2 separate regions of the Homo sapiens genome follow, and region 1 is linked to region 2. Evidence: read pairs that join two places in POLR2A ChIA-PET (ENCODE). Cell type or tissue: MCF 10A. All regions are shown on one strand. Links, peaks and the distances in the headings refer to the core of each region. The heading gives the core; the rest is flanking DNA.

Region 1 (11,734 bases), core at 5,043-7,542, 58 kb after region 2:
TGACTCACGCCTGTAATTCAAGCACTTTGAGAGGCTGAGGCGGGCGGATTACCAGAAATCAGGAGTTCGGGATCAGCCTGGCCAACATGGCCGAATCCCGTCTCTACGAAAAATACAAAAACACGCCGGGCGCGACGGCGAGCGCTTGTAATCCCAGCTACACTCTGAAGGCTGAGGCAGGAGAAACACTTGAACCTGAGAGGCAGAGGTTTCAGTGAATCGAGATGGCTCTAATGTACTCCAGTCTGGGCGACAGAGAGATTCGGTTAAAAAAAAAGTTCGACTTAAAATAATTCTGGAGTCAGAATGGGTTTACATTTAATTCTTAACCCAGTTCCTCAAAGCCTGTAGCTCTGTTAAGAAAATAAAGGCCATTGGTCAAGCCTGCTTGGTCCCACCCTCATCTCCCCACCCTCCCCCAATCGCTGCTCCCGCCATTTCCTGGGGCTTGGAGGAGGGGTTAAAGGAGCGGACTGTAGGCGTCACATTTCCCGCCTGCGCGCTTTTCAGTCTCAGTGTCCGCTGGAGGTGGGGGCAGGGGTAACGTAGATATATAAAGATCGGTTTCCTATTCTCTCACTTGCTCTTGGTTCACTTCTTGGGAAGTCATGTCTGGACGTGGTAAGGGCGGGAAGGGTTTGGGTAAGGGGGGTGCCAAGCGCCACCGCAAGGTGTTGCGTGACAACATCCAGGGCATCACCAAGCCGGCCATCCGGCGTCTGGCCCGGCGTGGCGGTGTGAAGCGGATCTCTGGTCTGATCTACGAGGAGACTCGCGGGGTGCTCAAGGTGTTTTTGGAGAACGTGATCCGTGACGCTGTCACCTATACGGAGCACGCCAAGCGCAAGACAGTCACTGCCATGGACGTGGTCTACGCGCTTAAGCGCCAGGGACGCACCCTTTATGGCTTTGGCGGTTAAGGTTGCTGATTTCTCCACAGCTTGCATTTCTGAACCAAAGGCCCTTTTCAGGGCCGCCCAACTAAACAAAAGAAGAGCTGTATCCATTAAGTCAAGAAGCTCAATGTGTAATTAAGATGAATGATACTGAGCTGACATCCTAAAAAGGAAAGATTAGGGGAACTCCAAGTTTGCCCTCCACTCACTACATATGGGTAGGGGAGCAACGATATTCCAACTCTGAAGAAAGAGTGGAAAAAAAGTAGTGTTAAAAATTTGTATTAGTTTCCAAGGGACAAAGAAGCGCTGCCCAATCAATGAGGGCCATTCGTAGCTGTCAACCAATCAGAACTGATGAGCTAATATTTCCTGAGGCAAGCCAGGGAGCCGGAGGGGAAGCTAAGAAGCTTATTGAGAAAAAACAAAAACCCTGTTTTAGGAAAAAAAAAAACCATCTTTTAGCGATTATGAAATAAAATCACAGAGACATTTAAGTATCCCTCAATCATGTACTGAGAGCAATACTAAATTTATCGCCACCAATACAGTTTTACTCTATTAAAAAGACCCTGAAAATTGAAACCCTATTCAGACTCCTGGAATACCCAGGACACTAAATTCAGGGGAGATTAAAATCTGTTTTAGAGAGAAAAGGCACCTTTTTCAGTGTTACCGCGGCCTTCAGCAGTTAACCTTTTTTTTTCCCCCTTTACGCAGAAATGGAAATTTGGGTGATAGAAATATTCCGAAATTAAATTGTGATGATGGTTGTACAACTAAGAAAACACGGTAAAATTCATTGAACTGTACCTAAAGTGGGCAAATTTTGTGGTACATTAAATATCAATAAAGCTGATTATATACATACACATATATTTTTATATATGCAGAGAGAGAAATGATGCAAGCAGGGTGGTAGGACATGAGGTTGGTAGCATAGGCAATGTTGGTCTGTGAAGGGCCACCTGTGCTAAACCTGGAAGCCTGGGGTTTGTCCAGTCAAGCCATGGTAGCCATAGTTTTAAAGGATGTTCCTGATGCAGTTATGTGTTCCAGTTAAGTACATCTAGCTTCAGAACTCAGCTGGAAAAGGGATGTGAACTTCAGGTTAGCTGATAGGGAAATATCTTACTCTCATCTGAGTAAATATTCACAAATGCCTCTCATTGTGCTCTTTTTGGTACCATTGTTATAGGACTGATTTCAGCCTCACGATGTTAGCTTCAGTGATGGATGTCTCTTTATTTTGAGGTCCTGTTTTCCACCTGACAGTTTTCATCCAGGATTTCTTGAGGAATTACACAAGTACCCAGCTTGGCTTAATTTAAAACTGACAATGGAGAGAATTCATAGCTGCATTCTGGATAGTTTCAGGAATCAGAGGAGCAAAAATGAGCCTGGTATGGAGGGTGGGTCATTTTATGTCTTTCTTAGTTGGTATTTTAAAGATATTTATTGATCTCATATGCCAGATATTGTTGAAATCATTGGGGTACATAAGTTAGAAAATTTTAATTCCCTTTCCTGAATTCCAGAGTCAATGTAGAGGGGTGTGTGGATATCGATTACCCATATGGGAGGTATAGTCGTTGTAACAATAAGCCACGACTAGCTCCTGTTACGTTTTGCCTGGCCTTTCATAGCATTGCTATGTTCATAGCATTGCTGATATGTCATACTCATCTTAGGCATACCCACCACCACCTTGGGCCTTCTTCAGTCCTAACACTCATGCAGTCCTTGTTCAGAACAAAGATAATGTTGCTTAATTTGCAACCCCTAGACTATCCCCCAGATTTTCTAAAGAGAAACTGCACGCTGATTGCTTCAGGCAGTGGCAGGTCAAGGAATGAGATGGGGAATTGATTGTGTTAGCATTCTGGTGGGCTTAGTGGAGAGCCTGGAGACTTACATAGAAAATTCACACATCCTTTCATTCAACAAACCTCCATAAACTACCTGTTAAACGTCAGCCCTGTTCAAGGTGCTAGGGATACTTCTGGGACAAAACAAAGTCCCTACCTTCAAAAAATATATTCCAGTTGGGGGAGAGAGAACAAACACAAAATAAAATATATCTAGTTATATGTATTTTTTGTTAAATATATTATTACATATATAATTCTAGGTGGGGAAATGTTATATATATATGCTATTGAGGATAGTCAACTATATATATATATGCTAAATGAGCAGAAAAGCTTATTTTACAAGGGATGATTATGGGAGGTCTCTTTCGTAAGGTTGGTATTTGAGGAGAGGCTTGAATGAAATGAGATCTAGAGCCATTCAGATATCCAGGACAAGACCCTTCTAGGGAGAAAGAATAGATATAAAGGTGCTGATGCTGGAAATGCTTGGTCCATTCCAGAAACAGCAAGGTCAGTGAAGAGAAAGAACTGCGAAGAGAATGAGGTCAGAGGGTAGCCAGAGTACAGATCTAGTAGGTTGAGCAGCTCATCCTAGTTTGCTTGGAACTTTCTAAGTTTCAGCACTGTAAGTCTTACACCCTGAGAAACCCCTGAGAGTCAGGCAAACTGTAATGGTTGGTCATCTTACTTGTAGGCTATGATAAGGATGCTGGTTTTTATTATGAAGGTGATGGAAAGCCAGTGGAATCTTTTCAGCAGACAGTGGACATAATACCTTCAAAAAGGATCACTGTTGATGCTGGATAGAGAAAAAACTGTATGACAGGGGGATTAAAAGTGAAAACAAAGACCAGTTTGGGGTCACTGTGGTCATTCAGACAAACCGCCATGGCAGCTTGCTCCTAGAGAAGCAGCAAAGAAAACAATGAAAGGTATTCTGATTGATTTTCAACAGAGCTGACTGCATTGGGTGAAAGTTGTAAGAAGCTCAGGACAAACAATATTGCACAATTCCTGGCCCAAGCTGCTTGAAGAATGGAGTTCTATTGATTGACATGACAAATATCAGAGGAAGAACAGACTTGGTGTTTACGTATAAACATATTTTGGACAAGTTCGAGATGCCCATTATTCAATTAGATACATCAAATATGCAGTTGTATATGAGTCTAGAGATTTAAGGTCAGGGAGATGGTTTATAATTGCAAACACTTATTTAGAGACACAGTTTCACTCTTGTCTCCCAGGCCTAAGTGTAATAGCGCGATCTCAACTCACTGCAACTTCTGCCTCCCGAGTTCAAGCTATTCTCCTGTCTCACCCTCCCGAGTAGCTTGGATTACAGTCGCCCGCAACCATGCCCAGCTAATTTTTTTTTTTTTTTTAGTAGAGACGGGGTTTCACAATATTGGCCAGGCTGGTCTCGAACCCCTGACCCCAGGTGATCCACCAGGCTCAGCTTTCCAAAGTGCCGGGATTACAGGCGTGAGCCACCTTGCCGGGCCTATATTTCTTAAGCTCTATGTTTCGTTCTGAAGCTTGAAGTGGGTGGAAGCAAACTGATAGAATTTGGAGAGGTGGTTAGGCATCCCGGGAATGAGAAACAGCCCGAAGCTGCCACTATCACAGGCTTTGGCATTGCTAGAAGTTAACGTGGCACTTACAGCTAGGCCGTGGTGTTCTGTTGAACAAACTATTTGACAGAGCACAGAGCATGTAAGTGGTGAGGCCAGTTGAGTTAGCCAAGAAAAGAGGAGTCCAAGAACTGAGCCAGAGTACACCAGAGTATGTAGTGGAGTACAGCTTTCTCATTCTTTAGTAGGGCTGTGTAGAGAAATACTCTATTTTATGGATGTATAGATCACTCTAGTCCTTTCTGATGAAAACTTTACAGTTGCCACTCATTTACTATTACAAACAATGCTGCACTACATTATGTTTCAGTTTTTAGCCATCTCATCTGGTCTCAGCATTTATTTATCTGCTGATGACTCACACATTTTTATCTCCAGCTCAGACCTCTCACCCGAACTCACTTATTCAACTGCCTATTCACTATATCCTCCTGTCAGGAGAAGCTTGTTAGCAAAGTAACCAGAAAACAAAGTTGATTTTTTTTGCTGAAGTAGCCATCAATATATTTGTTACTAAATCAAAGATGCTGAATATTTGGCTGACTTCTAAAAATCTGGTCACCTAACTTTGACACTTCCTAGGTCGTACAGTTTGAAACTTTCACAATTAAATCAGTTTTGGAATTTACAATTTAAGGCAGGAATAGAAGACTATTGGGTTGACAGGTACAGTGAAGATGCAAGTCATCTGAGAATCTTACATCAGAGGGGGCTTCCATCTTATAGCTGCTGCCACGGACCTCGGAGTCAGAAGAAATTTGAGTCCTTATTTATAAAACAGACTCCCTTAGTCTACTAAGTGGGAATTTACGAACTGCGTAGGCAGCCTGCTTAGGGGAGCCTCCAGCCTGAGGACTGAAAATAGCAAAGCAGCTTTAACCGCCAGTCCTACTCCAGAGAAGGGGGAGGTGACGTCACTCAGCAGGACGCCAAGCTCAACTAGAAATGGAAGTAAAGGCTTCTGGCGCTACCGGCAGGGGGCGGTTAAGGACGGCAGGTGTTACCAGGGAAGCTAAAAGTACAGCTTTTGCTGACGTTAAGTCAGATACGCCTGGGAAAACAGACCTGACACCCATTTTAATCCACCTACTCAGTTCCAGGCAGCTAGCATCTTAGGCTCTCGTACAAATAACGCACAACTCGTTTTTAAAACTAAAAAGCTGAGCTACTCATTTATCGGACTCGCGCTGCACGTTAAGTTGCTTGACATGTCAAAACTATAGCATTGAAGTTTATAGCTCACTTATCTCGGAGACCTCGTTTACTTAGCTGATTTCTGCTTTAGCAGCCACTCAGACCAAACAACCTGGTCTCTCCCAACTGGTTTATAATAGTTCTACATACTAGGCAGAATAGCCGAGTAAAGCCATTGAGATGTTACCATCCGAAAGAATACAATCACAGCTCTTTCTGAGAGGGAGTGGGCGGCCCTGAAAAGGGCCATTGGAAGAAAACTGACGAAAAGATTAACCGCCGAAGCCGTACAGAGTGCGTCCTTGACGCTTGAGCGCGTAAACCACATCCATGGCAGTGACAGTCTTGCGCTTGGCGTGCTCCGTGTAGGTCACGGCGTCCCGGATCACGTTCTCCAGAAACACCTTGAGAACGCCACGAGTCTCCTCATAAATCAAACCGGAAATTCGCTTAACCCCACCACGCCTAGCAAGGCGCCGAATGGCCGGTTTGGTGATGCCTTGGATGTTATCCCGCAGCACTTTTCGGTGACGCTTGGCACCTCCCTTACCCAAACCTTTACCGCCTTTGCCGCGACCAGACATGTCTAACCAGCTGACAACAAAAACCAGGTACGCGAAAAGAAAGCAAGCCACGAGCATTTATACACGAACATCGGACCTTATTGAGAACTGAAAGCGGGAGCGAGGATAAGGAGGCGTTGCTGCCTCACTTTTTGCTCCGCCCCTCGAGGGGCAGTGACCTAAGGACTGCGAGGGAGAACACAATAGTTTCACTTTTTAATCCCTTTAGTTTTTCCCTCCCGTTTACGACACTACTATTTGAATCTGAATTTATACCCTCGACTGAGAATTTTAATAAGGGCTTATATTAAGGGCTTTCACTAATATGCCGGAGTGGTAAACTTTTTAAGTCTTTCAAGTGCTTGAAGACATATTGACTATTCAAAGGTACTTAAAAGAGCAGGCGTGAAAAGATCACTCTGGCCTTATGTTTTCTTGAAAGCTGACCTGTTTCTTAGAAGCAGTAGGTGAAATTCTCATATGAAAGATGTTCTCACTGTAGTTTAAAAAAAGCAACATTCTTCTCAAGGATAGGAGGCTGAGGCCAAGAGAATTCTGTACAAACCTTGCACTAGCCCTTGCTGGGCGCTTCTCTACACAGTTATATATTCTAGCCTAAATCCCTTTGCTTTAGCGCATTTTTACATTTTACTAATTGTCCAATTCATTATATAAGTAGCTAACTGCTTTTTTTGGGCTTTCATTACCTTATGAGAGCACCTGTGTCACGTAAAACCTGTGTTAAATAAATGCATATACCTTTCTCCTGTTAATCCATTTTACATTAATTTAATTTGCTGGTCCAGCCAGAGCCCTAAGAGGATGGGAGTGGAGTTTTGCTATCCTTCACACTGTACTGTCTCATTCAGAAGAGGGTGATAGCTCATTGCAACCGTGCCTTCATCTGTAAATCGGGTTATGATGATACTCAGGGGACTTTTAATTAGCTAATGTGAACGAGGCATGAGAAGAGACTGTGGAAAAGAAATAAATATTACATAATATGGTTTAATTTTAGATGTTACTACTTAAAAAAATCTGCTCAGAGTTGGGATATTGTCCTGAACTCTCATTTTCGTGTTTTTACTCCCAACACTATATTGCTAGCAGCAACTATGTATGTATTAGTAAGGATTGTTTTTTTAAAATCACAGCCTGTAATAACGTACAAGGTGTTGACAGATTCCGTTTAGCTTTTCATATGTGACATGTTAAAATTGTCCGAAAATATTCCTTTGTTCTCTTTTCCAAGGTGCAATACAATAGCAGCATTCGTGCTTTCCTATAGCCAAGTCTGGAGTGTAGTTCAACTCTCCATACACGCTTCTCACTGTTGTTTTAAATTTCCTGAAAACATTCTTAAATCACTTCTATTGGAAAAACTGCAAGGGCTACTGCTAAATTTTTAAGTCTGAAAAATGCACCCCAAACTTGACTTCTTTCTCTGAGAATCTTAGCCATCTCACCCAAATCTAACAAACCAAAACTGATTTTAGACTTCAACAGCATTAGCTGTAAACTTCAGCCTGCAGCATAACATCACTTTGTTGTGACTGGGCAGGAAAAACCCTGTTAAACTGTTTCAGGCGCGTCCGTGTGAAGAGACCATCAAACAGGGTTTGTGTGAGCAACAAGGCTGTTTATTCTACCTGGGTGCAGGCGGGCTGAGTCCGAAAAGAGTCAGCGAAGGGAGATGGGGTGGGTCCGTTTTATAAGATTTGGGTAGATAGTGGAAAATTACAGTCAAAGGGGGTTGTTCTCTGGCTGGCAGGGGTGGGGGTCACAAGGTGCTCAGTGGGGGAGCTTTTGAGTCAGGATGAGCCAGGAGAAGGAATTTCACAAGGTAATGTCATCAGTTAAGGCAGGAACAGGGCATTTTCACTTCTTTTGTGTTTCTTCAGTTACTTCAGGCCATCTAGAGGCATACGTGCAGTTCACAGGGGATATGATGGCTTAGCTTCGGCTCAGAGGCCTGACAAACTGAACAACTGGGAACAAACAACATTTAATGCACACAATCTCTATCTTGTAGGGAGGCAAAATTTTACCTCTACTCTGTTAGGGTCTCCAGCTGGACCTGATAATTCATTTGCCATAAAACAGATTAGCAGAATGAAAGCATACAAATGTATTTAATGTAAATTTTATGGGACAGGAGAACCCTCATAAAAAAGTGAAGCCCCAAAGAAATGGCAAAAGCTAAATGCTTTCACATTAAGTTAAAGAGAGGCAATTGTGGGAAAGTAAACCATATGAGGAGATTAAAGGAATATATGATTATTTTAACAAGGTTTGTTTGTGTATAGAAGTCTCTCGGCTATGACTCCCTGCTGTGTTTGTGCAGAATTATCTCATCTATGCCTCTGGGCTGAAGAATATGTCTTTTCACCTGGTACAAGCAGAGCATTTTTCACATTGGAACTTTTATCTCCTGTTTTCAGAAAGAAAAGTTTAGAAGAATTCCCTTCTTGAATGCTGTTTTTGAAGTGCCTTTAGCTCAAAAGAATCCTGATCCCACAGTGGTCTATTTTTGGATGGTATATTCTGCAAACAACACCCCCTTTTTGTCTCCAATCTCTCCTTAATTACTCCTCTAATACAAAACAATAGATTCTTAATATAATATTAAAATGTTTGCACTACTCACAAATACAAAATGCTCAATAAATTTTCTTTCACAAATGAGAATTTCATCCATTCGTTAATTTTTAAATATCAACTGTCAATGAAGAGTTACAGCAGAATCCTTGTTCTGTTGAGGAGGGGGCAAAGAATGTAAGTGAGGGAGTGGAAAATAGCTGGACTGAGCTACCACCCCCTGTCCATCTGATCCTCAGACAGTAATGTAACTTTATTCTTTTATGCTATTCGTCAGACCCAGTACCTCCAACACATTTGTTTCCTACAGATAAAGAAAATATAAAAAGTCAAGCGCTATACATCAGATCCAGCACATCTATAACTGGAAAAAAAATACTTGACCTTCAGCTGGGCCCAGAGCTTGTGAGTAGTCACCTTGGCATAGACCAAGTCCATTGGCATCTCTAACATATCTATACTGTCTGTGGATAACAAATGTCTATGCCAGTTAGAGTCGCTTGTATAAGAGTCAAGAAAAACGAATCATAAAACAAACTGACATATTCATTTTCATAATTTTTAAAATGCAAATATTACTTTATAAACCAAAAACTGCCTTATTAAAAGCTGGAACACAAATGAATTTAAGTAAACGATGCAATTCAAATTTAATCTTTTGTGTGTGTGATTTGTTGTTGTTGACAGTTGGTCAGGCGATTTTAGTATGGTACATCAGTTTACATTCTAGATGTAGGCCAAGAAAGAATGTTAGGTGTAAAAAATATTTATTGTAAAAAAGAATGTGAGGCAAGGTCTTTGGAATTAGTAGTTTTAATGTTGGACATTCTGTGGTTGTTCTAAAGTTAGTCTGTAAAATGTGATGTAAAAGCTATATGATAAAAAAATACAAAATATAAAAATTTTAAAGTAAATATTACTTTTGTTTGCGTACAGTATTCCCATCCCTCTAAATTTTCTTCCAGTACTCAATCCCCAACCTCCAAAACCGAAAAGCAAGATCAACAGAAAGAAAATGGTTAAAACTTGTAAATTCTAGATTTTAATAACTACAGGCAAGAAGTACTGAAAAAAAGAATGTGGCATGTCATGGTGCATAGTCCTAGAGGAGACAAAGCAATGCAACCAGATAGACTATTTACAAGCAAAGCCACACATATAAAAATTCATATATAAGGGATTAAATTATGCTTGGTCGACAGACTGACAGATTTAAAGTGGGTAGCTAGCTATGGATAAAATGAGAGCCAGTTAGATCCCTGCCTCACATTTTGCACCAGAATAAATTTCAGGTTAATGTTAACAGCCAAATGAATTTAACAGTATATATATATATATATATATATATAATATATGAGAAAACCTAGGGGACTATGTATTGAGCTGAGAAAATCTTCCTAAGCATTTTGAGGAAGACACTGGAACTCGCAAGACACAATTTTCTAATCTTTTCAAAGCTTTGCAAAAATGCCTAGTAAGCGCCAGTTAACTACTTACCAGATTTTTCCCTTACTCTTACAAAGTTGTTTAAACAAATGCTAATCATAGCAAGCTAGAGGCCTGAATGATAGTGGACTTACACAGCTTCTCTCCAAATAGCACCTTAATAAGGTCAGAAATAACCTACACTGCAAGACTGACCAAACCGTTATTTCTGTTAATCAACTTTAAGACCATAGTCTAATGCTTTCCGGGGGGGTCCTTAGAAATTTGTTCTGTTAAGACAACAAAAAATTATCACAGCTACTTTCGTTGGAATAAGTGGGTGGCTCTGAAAAGAGCCTTTGGGTTTTAAGACTGATGAAAAAGTGACTTTACATTTACGCTCTTTCTCCGCGAATGCGGCGAGCGAGCTGGATGTCTTTGGGCATAATAGTCACTCGCTTAGCATGGATGGCGCAAAGGTTTGTGTCCTCAAAGAGCCCTACCAAGTAGGCCTCACAAGCCTCCTGCAGCGCCATCACCGCAGAGCTCTGGAAGCGAAGATCGGTCTTGAAGTCTTGGGCGATTTCTCGCACCAGGCGCTGGAACGGCAGCTTCCGAATCAGCAACTCGGTCGACTTTTGGTAGCGGCGGATCTCGCGCAGAGCCACAGTGCCCGGGCGGTAACGGTGAGGCTTTTTCACGCCGCCGGTAGCCGGCGCGCTCTTGCGAGCAGCCTTGGTAGCCAGCTGCTTGCGTGGCGCTTTACCGCCGGTGGATTTCCGAGCTGTCTGTTTAGTACGAGCCATGGCAAAACCACAGAAAAGCTTGCCTGCAGAGACGTCTGTGGAGGAAAGGAAAGAGCTACTCTTCTTTTATAGAGTCAGACCACCAACTATTGGACCCAAGAAAATTCAAAAATCCCCGCGCCCTTCTTGGATTGGTCCATCTCTGTGCCTGGTTGCAGATTAAGAGAGGCTCCTGCCCATTACCGTAGCTACTCTGACGTCATTTTGTTAACCCCTTAGCTGCTATATCCACTGTGGACAAGTCTTGTACTGGAAAAGTTTCCTGAAGTCTTAAAATTTACAACCACACAAAGCAACGCGGAAACCTCCAATTGTTTCTAGTTAAAATATAAAAAAGAAATCAGAGAATATTGGAGACGATTAGGGAAATTTGCATATGCGCTTTATTTAAAATTGTATTTTTCTGGGTGTCGCATAAGAAGTGTGGGCAATTAGAAAAATGCTCTTAGCCGGGCGTGGCGGCTCTCGCCTGTAATCCCAGCTACTCAGAAGGCTGTCAAGAGGATCGCTTGAGCCCGAGTTCGAGGTTACAGTGAGCTGTTATCACGCCGCTGCACTGCAGCTTGGGCGAGAGGGAGACTCCACCCCAAAACAAAGCAAAACATCCCCAAACTGGAAAAAAGCTCATTTTGGGAAATACATACTCAAATGTTCAGTGGTAATGTGTGTGCTCTCAATTGTGTATGCCATTAATTGCTACAGCAAATGGTATGACATATTCAAACTTGTGTGGGGCATGCGGGT
Region 2 (11,734 bases), core at 27-2,526:
AAGCACGATTCAGGAAGAAGAGTCAAAGATTTGGAAATGCTTGGTTGTGGAAGGTGAAGCAGAGGGAGAGGTTTTGTGTACCATCCAGATTTCTTGCCAGAAAGCATATTAAGGAAGGTGGGACTTTGCTGTTGGCAGCATGGAGGAATGGGCATAGTCCTGATGTCCTTTTTCCTTCTCTGTCCTGCCTAAATTTGAGGAAAATGTTGTCTCCAGTGTCAGGCTCCTTATTCTGTCCTCCATGAGGCAGAGGTGGTCTTGTATGAAGGCTCTAAGTCCTTCTAAGGACATGTCAATCATGACCACCACTCAGCTCATGGCAGCTCTTCCTTAAACTCCATGGAGCAGCTAATAACTGCGATGATCATATTCCCATTTGAATTACTTTTCCACCAAGTAGTAAGAAAAGGAACCAGCTTATGTTGAAATTGAGTTTTGTCACTTACTAGATGGGCAATTTTGGGCACGTTACTTAATGTCTTCACACCTTGGTTTCTCCATCTGTAAATGGGGATAATAGCAGTGTCCTCCCTCCCTAAAACACATACACAGGAGGTGGTTATAAGCTTTGAGGACATTAAAATATAGAATGCATAGAATAGCACTTGGCATATAGTAAGGACAATGTCATCTTTTGCTAAAACAGTTACATAGAACCTTTTCCTGAGAACACTCGAGAATGAATGAGTATACTTGTTGGGTTTACAGAGGACAGGAGACAATTCTTTCAGCATTGACTACAATTAGCAATTTGGGTCAGCTTCAAATCACTTTCAATAGAAATATGAGAAACTGTTTTGAAGAATAAGCTAAAAGCTTGACATGAATACTAAATCATTTTAAATTGGATTCATGATACCATTGTTCAAAAGATACCAGAATTCCCCTCTTCCATGAACTGTTTCTAATAACCAGCTGGCATCCTGATTTTTCCTGACTCATAAGACACAAAATTTCATGTGTGCCAAACACTGGTATTGGTTTTGCTTGGTTCAGCATGTTGTTTTACAAAATCTTTTAGATGATGATTACCTTGTTCTATATCCAACTTTTTCCTGGCAGGACTCTAGTGGTGGACATAGCTCAGGCTCTGGGTCAGCAGATGAGATTGCAATTGTTGCTCCACCACCTGGCAGTCATAGCCCTTTGGGCAAGTTATTTTACCCCTTTCTTAGTCTCATTTTCTACAGCACAGAAATGAAGTTTAAAATCCTACCAACTATTCAGGGTTGCCAAGGGGATCAGTATGTTCCTGCACATATAGCCTTTAGCATGCTCTCTAGCAAAAAACAATGAGGACTCTATAAATATTCACTATTATTCAAATATATCTTAGAAGATTGGGATTCCCCCTAGGTCCCTAATGAAGAGTCAAATTGAATAGGCTTCACTTATCAAATTTTTCCTTCAGGAAAAGCTCCAGAAAGCTGTGACAAAACTGAAGCAACTTGAAGACAGATGTACGGAGCAGAAGCTGTCCACAGCAATGCGAATAACTAAATGGAAAGTAAGAATCTGACTTCATTGATCTCAAGCTATTTTCCATTCTAGAGCTTAGGCATAGGGGATGATTGAGGAAAAGCACAATGAGGATTTATTCTCACTAAACCAGATTGAAAAAATGAAACCCAAGGAAGAAACCATTATTTGTACTTATGCCCCTGGTTCCAGGTTTACATCCATGAGTATTTAGCACCAATCTTTCCATCTTTAAACTGTAGTTGGCTGGGATTCCTGATACTTCAGTCAGAAGAAGCAGAATTAGTATGACTATTTACCTAGAAAAAGCATCGAGTGGGTCTCAAACTTTAAATACGTCAAAATAAACCTGGTTTGCAGGCCTCAACTCATTACCCTGGCACTTTTACCACAGTGGAGCATCTGGCTCTCAACTTTACAGGTACAGAAACCAAGCTTTGTGAACACTTAGAAAACAGGATCACTCCAGATTGAAATTCATACTACTCTAGCTCATGAAGCTGATGAAAGAAATATACTTTATTTATTTATTTATTTTTAAATTATTACTATTTTTTGAGATGGAGTCTTGCTGGAGTGTAGTGGTGCGATCTCAGCTCACTGCAATGTCCACCTCCCGGGTTCAAGCAATTCCCCTGCCTCAGCCTCTTGAGTAGCTGGGATTACAGGCATGTGCTACCATGCCTGGCTAATTTTTTGTATTTTAGTAGAGACGGGGTTTCACCATGTTGGCCAGGATGGTCTTGATCTCCTGACCTCGTGATTCACCCACCTCAGCCTCCCAAAGTGCTGGGATTACAGGCGTGAGCCACTGCACCCGGCCTATACTTGATTTATAAGTACATCACAAGTAATGCAACAACCTACACACTTGCAACTACAAACTTTCAGATTATTTCCGTGGCTGACTAACCTCCACATTATCAGAGCCACATTCTTTTATGGAAATATTTAGGTTTGTGCAAAAGTAATTGCGGTCTTTGCCATTAAAGTAAAGGCAAAAACCACAATTACTTTTGCACCAATCTTTATATTTATATAATTCACTAGCTTGCAGTAAAATCCCACAAGCTGATTACCAATTTTCTCTCTTTCAGGAGTCCTCTCTAACCTCTACCCTGATCTTTGTTTGTGGATGTTGCTCTTGAGCTCCTGAGTACACTCTTACTTCCCCCATTTCTAGGATCTTGGGCAATGGGGAAGACCTTGATTGTAACTAACATATATGAAAACCCGTCTATACAAGAGTTAAAGCTGCACCTGTCTCCTACACAAAAATTCCACCTCATCCTAAGTCAAAGACCCTTCTTCTATATCATAGTCATCAAAACACTGTATGAATTTATTTTTATTTTTTAATTTTTATTTTTTTAAGATAAGTAGAGAGTTTATTTGGGCCAAGTTTGAAGACTGCAATCCAAGAACATAGATTCAAATTGCCCTGAATACACACTCCCACTGCATTAATTTAGACAGCACTAATGGAAATTGCAACTTTACATCTCCTCAGATGAGAGTTTCACTTGATTTCTGTCAGTCTTACACATAGGAATGCTTAAGATGACCCTAGGGTAGTAGAACAGTATTTCTCAGTTAACCATAATAAATGCCTGTCACACTCAAAGCTCCCCCTGCCAAGAATTATGGACCCTCTTACCAGCCTGGTTGTCTTAAAATCCAGTCTGGGTGATGTTCATTATAAGCTTTTACTTCAAGAAAATCGCTCCAACTCAGAAATCTAACTTCTTAAATCATAAGTAAAAACCTCTTTTTATCCTTGTAACTGATAAAGTGTTTGAACTTGGCCCTAGTTTCACAATTAAATTATCTAGCACTCCTAACCCAGCTTTCTCCTGTGTCTTGGCTGAAGAACAAGAAAATTAATTGGGTGACTATAAGGAATCTGAGGCAACCTCTTCCACATCTGAGTGCCTGCCTCCCACACATGACTCTGCAGCAGGAAACTGGGGACATTCTTCCAGCTTCAGTGACTCATGAGAAAATAATGTCCCAGTGGCTGATTGTGTGTGTGTGTGTGTTTGTGTGAAAATATATATAACACTTAAGCATTTAACCACTTTTAAGTATATAGTTCAGTAGAATTAAGTGCTTTTACATTGTTACATTGTTGTGCAACCATCACCATTCCCATCTCCAAACTGCAACTCAGTTTCATCTTTCATCTTCTAAACTGAAACTCACTACCCATTAAACAATAACTGTCCATTTTCTGGTCTTGCCAACACCTTGTAACCACTATTTTACTTTCTGTCTCTATGAACTTAACTACTCCAGATGCCTTGTATAAGCAAAGTCTTACAATATTTGCCCTTTTGTTTCTGGCTTATTTTGCTTGAATGTCTTCAAGGCTTGTCATGTAGTAGCGTGTGTCAGACTTTCATTCTTGTTTATCCATTCATCCATAGATGGACATTTGGTTTACTTCCACCTTTTGACCATACTTTCTTGACTCCAGGAGAAGGTACAGATTCAGAGACAAAAAATCCGGTCTGACTTTAAGAATCTCCAGTGTTTCCTACATGAGGAAGAGAAGTCTTATCTCTGGAGGCTGGAGAAAGAAGAACAACAGACTCTGAGTAGACTGAGGGACTATGAGGCTGGTCTGGGGCTGAAGAGCAATGAACTCAAGAGCCACATCCTGGAACTGGAGGAAAAATGTCAGGGCTCAGCCCAGAAATTGCTGCAGGTGAGGCTGTGTACTTGGAGTAGGGAAAAAAGGTATGTTATAGTGCTATTAAAGGAGAATGGTAAGGAAGCATGGGAAGATAAAGTAATGTTTCTTTTAGATGTACATCAGTGCCATCAGGCTGGCCTTCACTAATTTATAGGGTACCTTTATGTCAATTAGAAAAATAAACTTCTGAGGGAACACAGCTTGGCCAAATGAAACCACGGGATAACATTTACCACTGTTTGCCTCCTTGGCCCATGTGCAGAGAACCCTGGTTGTTGACTCTCTCCTGAAATACTCCACTAGGTGACTGATGGGTGATGAAGTGGGGCAGCCAAAATGAGTGATAACCTTTTCCCTGATTTGCTTGTAGAACCCTTGCTCCAGAGCTGTTATGGTACAATCTACAGCTTTATCTGTAGGAAGATAAACATCTGGAGCCATTAATTCTGGTTCTAACTAACAGGATTGGTGACTATACTGTAAGGCTGAGTGTATAGCATGATTGCTTTACCACTGTGTGATACCTGCTACCACCATCTTAGTGGCAGTGGCCCAGTCTCAGGGCTGTGCACAGATTCACCACTAAGGACCTTTATGATAAGTGTTCTCTAATCTGGGCTCACTGTGAAGGAAATCCGATCACCAAAAGCTAGTCCTTACAGAGGGAGCATGGACAAAGCTCCTGGCCCTCAGACTTCAGCAAGGATGAGAATAGATGCAAATGTTGATAAACATCCTGCCATGCTGAATCTCCCAGAAGCTGGTAGGAATTATTCCATCTGGGTATCCATCAATACCTAAGACTGGTGGGAATTACTTTGTTTGAGTATCCATCAATATCTAAGACTAAGACTAGGGTAACTCTCTTTACTTCTTCGGGTAAAGCAAAGAAGAATAGCCCTGCATGACAAGCCCCATGAAATACCGATGTTCCCATGCTCACCTTTTCTTTTTGTTTCTTTATAGAATGTGAATGACACTTTGAGCAGGTAAGTCCTGTTTGAATGCAGGAGGGGAGGGGTGTGCGTATATAGAAATGAATGGAATGCACCTCTGAAGAAATCTCTCGCCTCTGCTTATTCTAGGAGTTGGGCTGTGAAGCTGGAAACATCAGAGGCTGTCTCCTTGGAACTTCATACTATGTGCAATGTTTCCAAGCTTTACTTCGATGTGAAGAAAATGTTAAGGAGTCATCAAGGTATGTTCACTAAAGAATTCCTGAATACTGTGGATAGAAGGGGCCTTATGCAGTAACCAAGTTTACCACCTGTCCCTTGGCAGGCTCACAGCCAGAGAGGTTGTTTAGTTAATTTCAGTAGAGCTTTCATACTTTCTCTAGTTAGTATGATTCACTGCTCAGTGAATGTGATGAGCATTGCATTCTGGTTATCTGTGCAAACCTTTCAAATTCTTATTCTTTCACTTATTAGCCATGTTACTCCAAGTGACTTGGTTTCCCCCTCTGAAAAATGAAAATATTAACAGCTCCTACTTCATTGAGTTATCATCAAAATTAAATGCATCAACATGTACAAAGTGCTTAGCCCTGTGACTGACACATGATCATAATAGCACATCATGGTATTAGATCTGATCATAGTGTTTATTATCAATAGCTCAGCCAACTCTTAGAGCAATGCAAGAAAAGTAGGTGAGTATGATAACCTATCATTCACATATTTTAGGAACTTGACTTAGATAACACAGATGACAAATGTTACAACCAATTTACAGATTCCAAAATGTTAGAACCATTTACTGAGTTTCCTGCTCCCTTGATTTTTTAAATCAGTGCTGACTATACTTTCACAAATTTGTATCCGTAAGTACAAAATCAAAAAAACCCCTGAAAATGGAAAGTTTTATCATGATTCATTTGGCTACAAAAATCTGGCCTAACCTGAAATGATTTGGTGGTTATATTAGTTATCTATTAGTACAAACAAATTACCATAATTTAGAACCTTAATACAACACTGATATGTTATCTCAATTTTTGTGGTTCAGGAATCTGGGCACAGCTTAGTTGGGCCTGCTGCTTAGGGTCTGATAAGGCTGCAGTTAAGGTGTTGGTCAGGCTGTGTTCTTATCTGGAGGCTAGGCTAAGGAAGAATCCACTTCCAAGCTCACTGAGGTAGCAGGCAGAATTTCTTTCCTGATGGTTGCAGGACTTTGGCCCTGGTTATTTCTGGCTGTTGGCTGGAGGTTGCCCACAGCTTCTACAGGCCACCCCTCAGCTCTTTGCACATGGGCTTCTAACATGGCCAGTTATTTCTTCAGAGAGAGCTCAGGAGACAGACTCTTTAGAGAAAATCTGCCAGCAAGATGGAGTCTTACATAATGAAACGTAATCATAGAAATTATATCCCATCATCTTTGCCATATCCTATTGGTCAGAAGCAATTCATAAGCCCTGCTCACACTCAAAGACAAGGAATTTTACGAGGGTGTGAACACCAAGAGGCAGGAATCATAGAAGGCCACCCTTGAGTCTGTCTTCCACAGTGGCCAACCCTGAACGGCACTGAGATGAGACTATTTAAAAGTCTTTATTTATCCCACTTAATTTGAATAAATGTTTTGCTGCAGATATATTGATGAATTTGATTACAGGGCTCTGCCTTAGGCCATGATGGGGTTGAACTTTAGAGTATATGCATTTTTTTGCCTTTATAACTTCTAAACTAATTTGAATGGCAAAGCCCATTTTGTTCCAGGGATTTCAGAAAAGGAATTATAGACCTGTGTTCCCCTCAAATACACAACAACAAACAACAACAAAACCCAAAAGCACTCTGTATTTCATCCTATACAGATGACAGGAAGGAAGAACAAGACTTTGTGTAAGTTTTGCTGGGATTTCACTGAGTCAATTTGCCTACTCTCATCTTTTACAGAAGGAATCATAATATGGTTCAAGTGAAACTATTTCTTTCTTTCTTTCTTTCTTTTTTTTTTTTTTTGAGACAGAGTCTCGCTCTGTCGCCCAGGCTGGAGTGCAGTGGTGCGATCTCGGCTCACTGCAAGCTCCGCCTTCCGGGTCAAGTGAAACTATTTCTTAAATGGGCTTATCTTTTAACTAAATATTTCTCCCCTCTTAAACACTGTTTATTAAAATTTTTCTTTTTTCAAATTTTTTTTTGAGATGGAGTCTCGCTGTTACCCAGGCTGGCTTGCAGTGCCGCAATCTCAGCTCACTGCAGCCTCTGCCTCCTGGGTTCCAGCGCCTCAGCCTCCCGGGTAGCGTGGGATTACAGGTACGCACCACTATGCCTGGCTGATTTTTGTATTTTTAGTAGAGATGGGGTTTCACAATGTTGGCCAGGCTGGTCTCAAACCCCTGACCTCAGGTGATCTGCCTGTCTCTGCCTCCCAAAGTGCTAGGATTACAAGTGTTAGTCACTGTGCCCAGCTTTATTACAAAAGTGATAGGAATAAATTTTATTTTTATTTTTAAATGTATGTTTATTTTATTTTACATTGCCTTCAAGCAGATGCAACAAATACATTTTAATCAGTCAAACAATATAAAGGATATAAGGAGAAAGTTCAAGGTTTTTCCCACCCGTCTCCAATCTGACTTCTCTAGGTAGGGTGATCTATATCTTTCCCTAAGTTTGTACAAACGTAACATATATACACTGTCTCTTCTATGTTACTCGTTACTTTTTATGTCTAATATTCCATAAGAATATAATAAATATATGTAACCATATCCCTACTGATGGAGCTTCAGGCTGTTTTTAGAACTTAGTTATTACAATGTTGCTACAATAACTTTCTAGTCCATGCATCCTTATATCCTGGTGCTTTCATTTCTTTTGGGAACATACCCCAAACTGGGATTGCCGAGGTTGTTGTTAATCTTAATATATGGTACCATATTACTTGACTCAAAGTTGTAACATACACTCCTACCAGCACCAGGAATAATGACTCACATATACTGAGCACTCTTTAGTCTGTGACAGATTAGAAAAGCTTTACTTTTCTTGGTTCTTGTTTTATATCACAGTCCTCTCTATATGGGGCATTTTTGCTTTATAGAGGAGGAAATATGACACAGAGAGGTTAGGTGAGTGTTGTAGGATCTCATAACTAGAAGGTAGTCATAGAAAGAGTCTAGAGTCTAGAAACCACTCTCTCACCATTTTGCAATGTGGCAGAAAATGCAAAGTTGTTATTTACTTATCTCTTTTAGACAGGGTCTCACTCTGTCACCCAGGCTGGAGTGCAATGGCCCCATCATGGCTCCCTGCAGCCTTAAATTCCTGGGCTTAAGCAATCCTCCCACGTCAGCTTCCCCAGTAGCTGGGACCACAGGCAAGCACTGCCACGTCTGGCTAATTTTTTAAAAATTTTTTGTAGAAACACTATCTCTTTATTTTGTTCAGGCTGGTCTTGAACTCCTGGGCTCAAGCAGTCCTCTCGCCTCGGCCTTCTAAAGTGTTGGGATTACAGGCATGAACCACCATCTCCGGCCTGAAGTTTATTTAATCCATTGCCTTGTGGACTGGGCATTGAAGTTGTGTGTAGTTGGGTTTTTTTGTTGTTGTTGCTGTTGCAGACAATACTACTGTGAACATTCTTATCCATGCTTCCTTGTGTCCCGTAAATGTTCCCTCCAGGGAGATACCTTGGAGTGACATGCTGGTGTGAGGGATGCATATCATAATTTTACCAGATACTACAGATCTTGAAATTGTTCCAATTCTACCCCACAAGCAATATAAGAGCTCTCACTCCTCCAAAACTCCCTGAGTCTTTACTTATATAATTTATGATTTTGACAGTCTTACAGATTTAAAATGGTACCTAATTGTGTACTTAATTTGTGCTTTTCTGATTTCACTAGTGAGATTGAGATTCTTTTTGTATGTCCATTAGCCCTTCAGGCCTCTGTGATTTACCCATGATTTACTGTGGTTTAATAATTTTTATTGGGTTCTTTTCCTTATTGATTTATGGGAACTTATTATAGCTGATATCTTCTGGCATGTGGATGGCATTTTGCATTTTCATCCTGTTTTTTGATAAATAGGGTTTCAAAATTAAGTAGACACATTTTCCTTCAAGGTCTGTGTCTTTTATGTCCAAAGAGCTTAGTCATCAGTGGGCAGTGAATTTTATCACCTAATTAATTTTATTAGCCCCGTGTGCTATGCCTGTAGTTCCAGCTACTGGGGAGACTAGGGCAGGAGGATCTCCTGAGCCCAGGAGTTCGAGGCTGCAGTAAGCTATGATCACGCCACTGTACCCAGCCTGGGCAACAGAGCTAGACCCTGTCTATTAAAGGAGGAGGCCGGGTACAGTGGCTTACGCCTGTAATCCCAGCACATTGGGAGGCCGAGGCAGGAGGATCACTTGAGGGCAGGAGTTTGAGACCAGCCTGGCCAGCATTGTGAAACCCTATCTCTACTAAAAATACAAAAATTAGCCAGGTGTGGTGGTGTGCACTTGCAGTCCTAGCTACTCTGGAGGCTTAGGCAGAATTGCTTGAACCCAGAAGGCAGAGGTTGCAGTGAGCTGAGATTGTGCCACTGCACTCCAGCTTGAGCGACAGAGTAAGACTCCATCTCAAAAAAAAAAAGAAGAGAGATGAAGGAGGAGGAGGAAGAGAAAGAGGTGGGGGAGGGGAAGGAAGAGAAAGAAGAAGAAAGGGACAAAAAAATTTAGCTGTCATCTTTGCTCTGATAGCATTATAATGATGATGAAGACAATTGCTAGGTTGGTGAGAGAAGGCTATATACACACCAGAACTCTCCACGTATATGGCAAGTTCATATATTTTGTTAAGTATGTCTCATTGGAGACCTTCTTTTCCCGTAACTATGACCAGTGCTCTGCCAGCTCAGTCAACAACAACATTGCATGTTGGCTCCATACCTGGACTCTTGGTCCAATTGGTAATGAAACCATCCCACCAGTGTCTTCATAATATATATATACACACACACATATATATATAGTATTCTCTCCCAGTGTCTTCATAATATATATATATACACATACACACATATATTATATTCTCTCTATACATATTTATTTATATATCTATATCTATATCCTTCCACCTCAGGTCTCCCTCTGTCTCCCAGGCTGAGTGGTGCAGTAGTGCGATTATGGCTCAACCAATGAGAGGATCAATGGCAATCCTCTCATTTCAGCCTCCCCAGTAGCTGGGACTACAGGCATGGGCCACCACATCTGGCTGATGTTTAAATTTTTTTGAGACAGCATCTCTATATGCTATAGATATATATAGTATCCTCTCTCTAATATGGATAGAGGATACTATGTCTATATCTGTATCTATCTATCTATGGAGAAGGAATACTATATATCTAATAAGATGTAATCTATATTATATATAAAAGTGAAGCATTGATTGGTACATATAATATATATATTGATTACTGTGTGTATATATTTGTTTTTTCGAGACAGGCTCTCACTCTGTTGCCCAAGCCGAGTGGTACAGTGGTGCGATCATGGCTCCACCACCTGAGCTAAAGTGATCTTCTCACCTCAGCCTCCCCAGTTGCTGGGACTACAGGAACAGGCCACCATACCTGGCTAATTTTTTAATTTTTTTTTGAGACAGGGTCTCCCTTTGCCACCCAGGCTGGAGTGCACTGGCGCAATCTCGACTCACTGCAATCTCCACCTCCCAGGCTCAAGTGATCCTCTCACCTCAGCTTCCCGAGTAGCTGGGACTATTGGTGTGCACCACAATGCCTGGATAATTTTTCATATTTTTTGTAGAGATGGAATTTGGCCATATTGACCAGGCTGGTCTCAAACTCTTGGACTCAAGTGATTGACCCGCCTCAGCCTCCCAACGTGCTGGGATTACAGGCATGAGTCACTGTGCCTGGCCTGATTATTGTACACATTTTTGATGTAATGTATTATATATGTCATATATGACAATCTAGATGAATATATTAAAGATTGGGTTTTCATTTATATATTGTAAAATACATACACTATACATATATAATATGTAGAACATATGCTATACATATTATATATGTATATGTTAACATATATAATACATACACATATAATATGTATAGTTGCAAATATAAAATTTGGTTTGTTATTTATATTATTTTGTGCAGGAGTTCTATATCTATGTCTATAAGCGGGAGCCATAATTTTCTATTCTTTGTAGGATTTGGTATGAGATTGGCATTACTCATGCCTTGACTTCTAAATTTCCTATAAAACTGACAAGTTCCATTTTTGCTTGATAAAGATGCACGTTTTATTATCTGTCGGTAAAATTTAAAGTAGTGATTTCATTTCTTTAATGTTAGGTCTGCCCATGCTTTATTTGTTTTTTGAGTGAGTTTTACTCAGAAATATTTTTTCTAGGAAGTAATAATTTTATCAGTACTTTCAATTTTATTAGTAGCATAAGATTTATTATAAAGTTCTGTAATATTTAAAAAGTTTCTGTATTCATTCCATTTGTGCCTTCTGTCTTACTTTGATAAATCTCATTGGAGGTATGTCTATTTTATTAAATTTCTTTTAAAAGAAGCTACCTTTTTT

The links. Peaks named below come from ENCODE experiments on the same cell type or tissue, not always from the same donor. Only the 100,000 strongest peaks of a DNase experiment are listed, where the experiment ranks them.
Region 1: POLR2A ChIA-PET joins it to region 2 with 18 read pairs; 24 of 35 experiments call an interaction of 5 or more read pairs at or near these places.

Annotation. Positions count from the first base shown.
Region 1 is chr6:26,021,071-26,032,804 of GRCh38, forward strand. H4C2 (H4 clustered histone 2) reads right to left here and starts at 6,213. Exons shown (of 1, transcript NM_003544.3): 1 at 5,826-6,213. The coding sequence starts at 6,182. The coding sequence ends at 5,871. H4C1 (H4 clustered histone 1) reads left to right here and starts at 579. Exons shown (of 1, transcript NM_003538.4): 1 at 579-980. The coding sequence starts at 609. The coding sequence ends at 920. H3C2 (H3 clustered histone 2) reads right to left here and starts at 11,029. Exons shown (of 1, transcript NM_003537.4): 1 at 10,519-11,029. The coding sequence starts at 10,990. The coding sequence ends at 10,580. RefSeq lists enhancers at 5,826-5,875, 5,906-5,965, 5,986-6,305, 6,282-6,867, 6,868-7,452 and 10 more. In MCF 10A, for the core only: a CTCF peak has its summit at 5,391 (motif pointing right); DNase peaks (open chromatin) are centred at 5,371 and 6,261.
Region 2 is chr6:25,967,914-25,979,647 of GRCh38, forward strand. It overlaps TRIM38 (tripartite motif containing 38), which reads left to right. Exons shown (of 8, transcript NM_006355.5): 4 at 1,412-1,507; 5 at 3,956-4,186; 6 at 5,141-5,163; 7 at 5,260-5,372. Among named protein-coding and RNA genes, the nearest start is that of TRIM38, 11 kb to the left of the region's middle. RefSeq lists an enhancer at 3,106-4,305. In MCF 10A, for the core only: no CTCF peak of the experiment used is centred there; no DNase peak of the experiment used is centred there.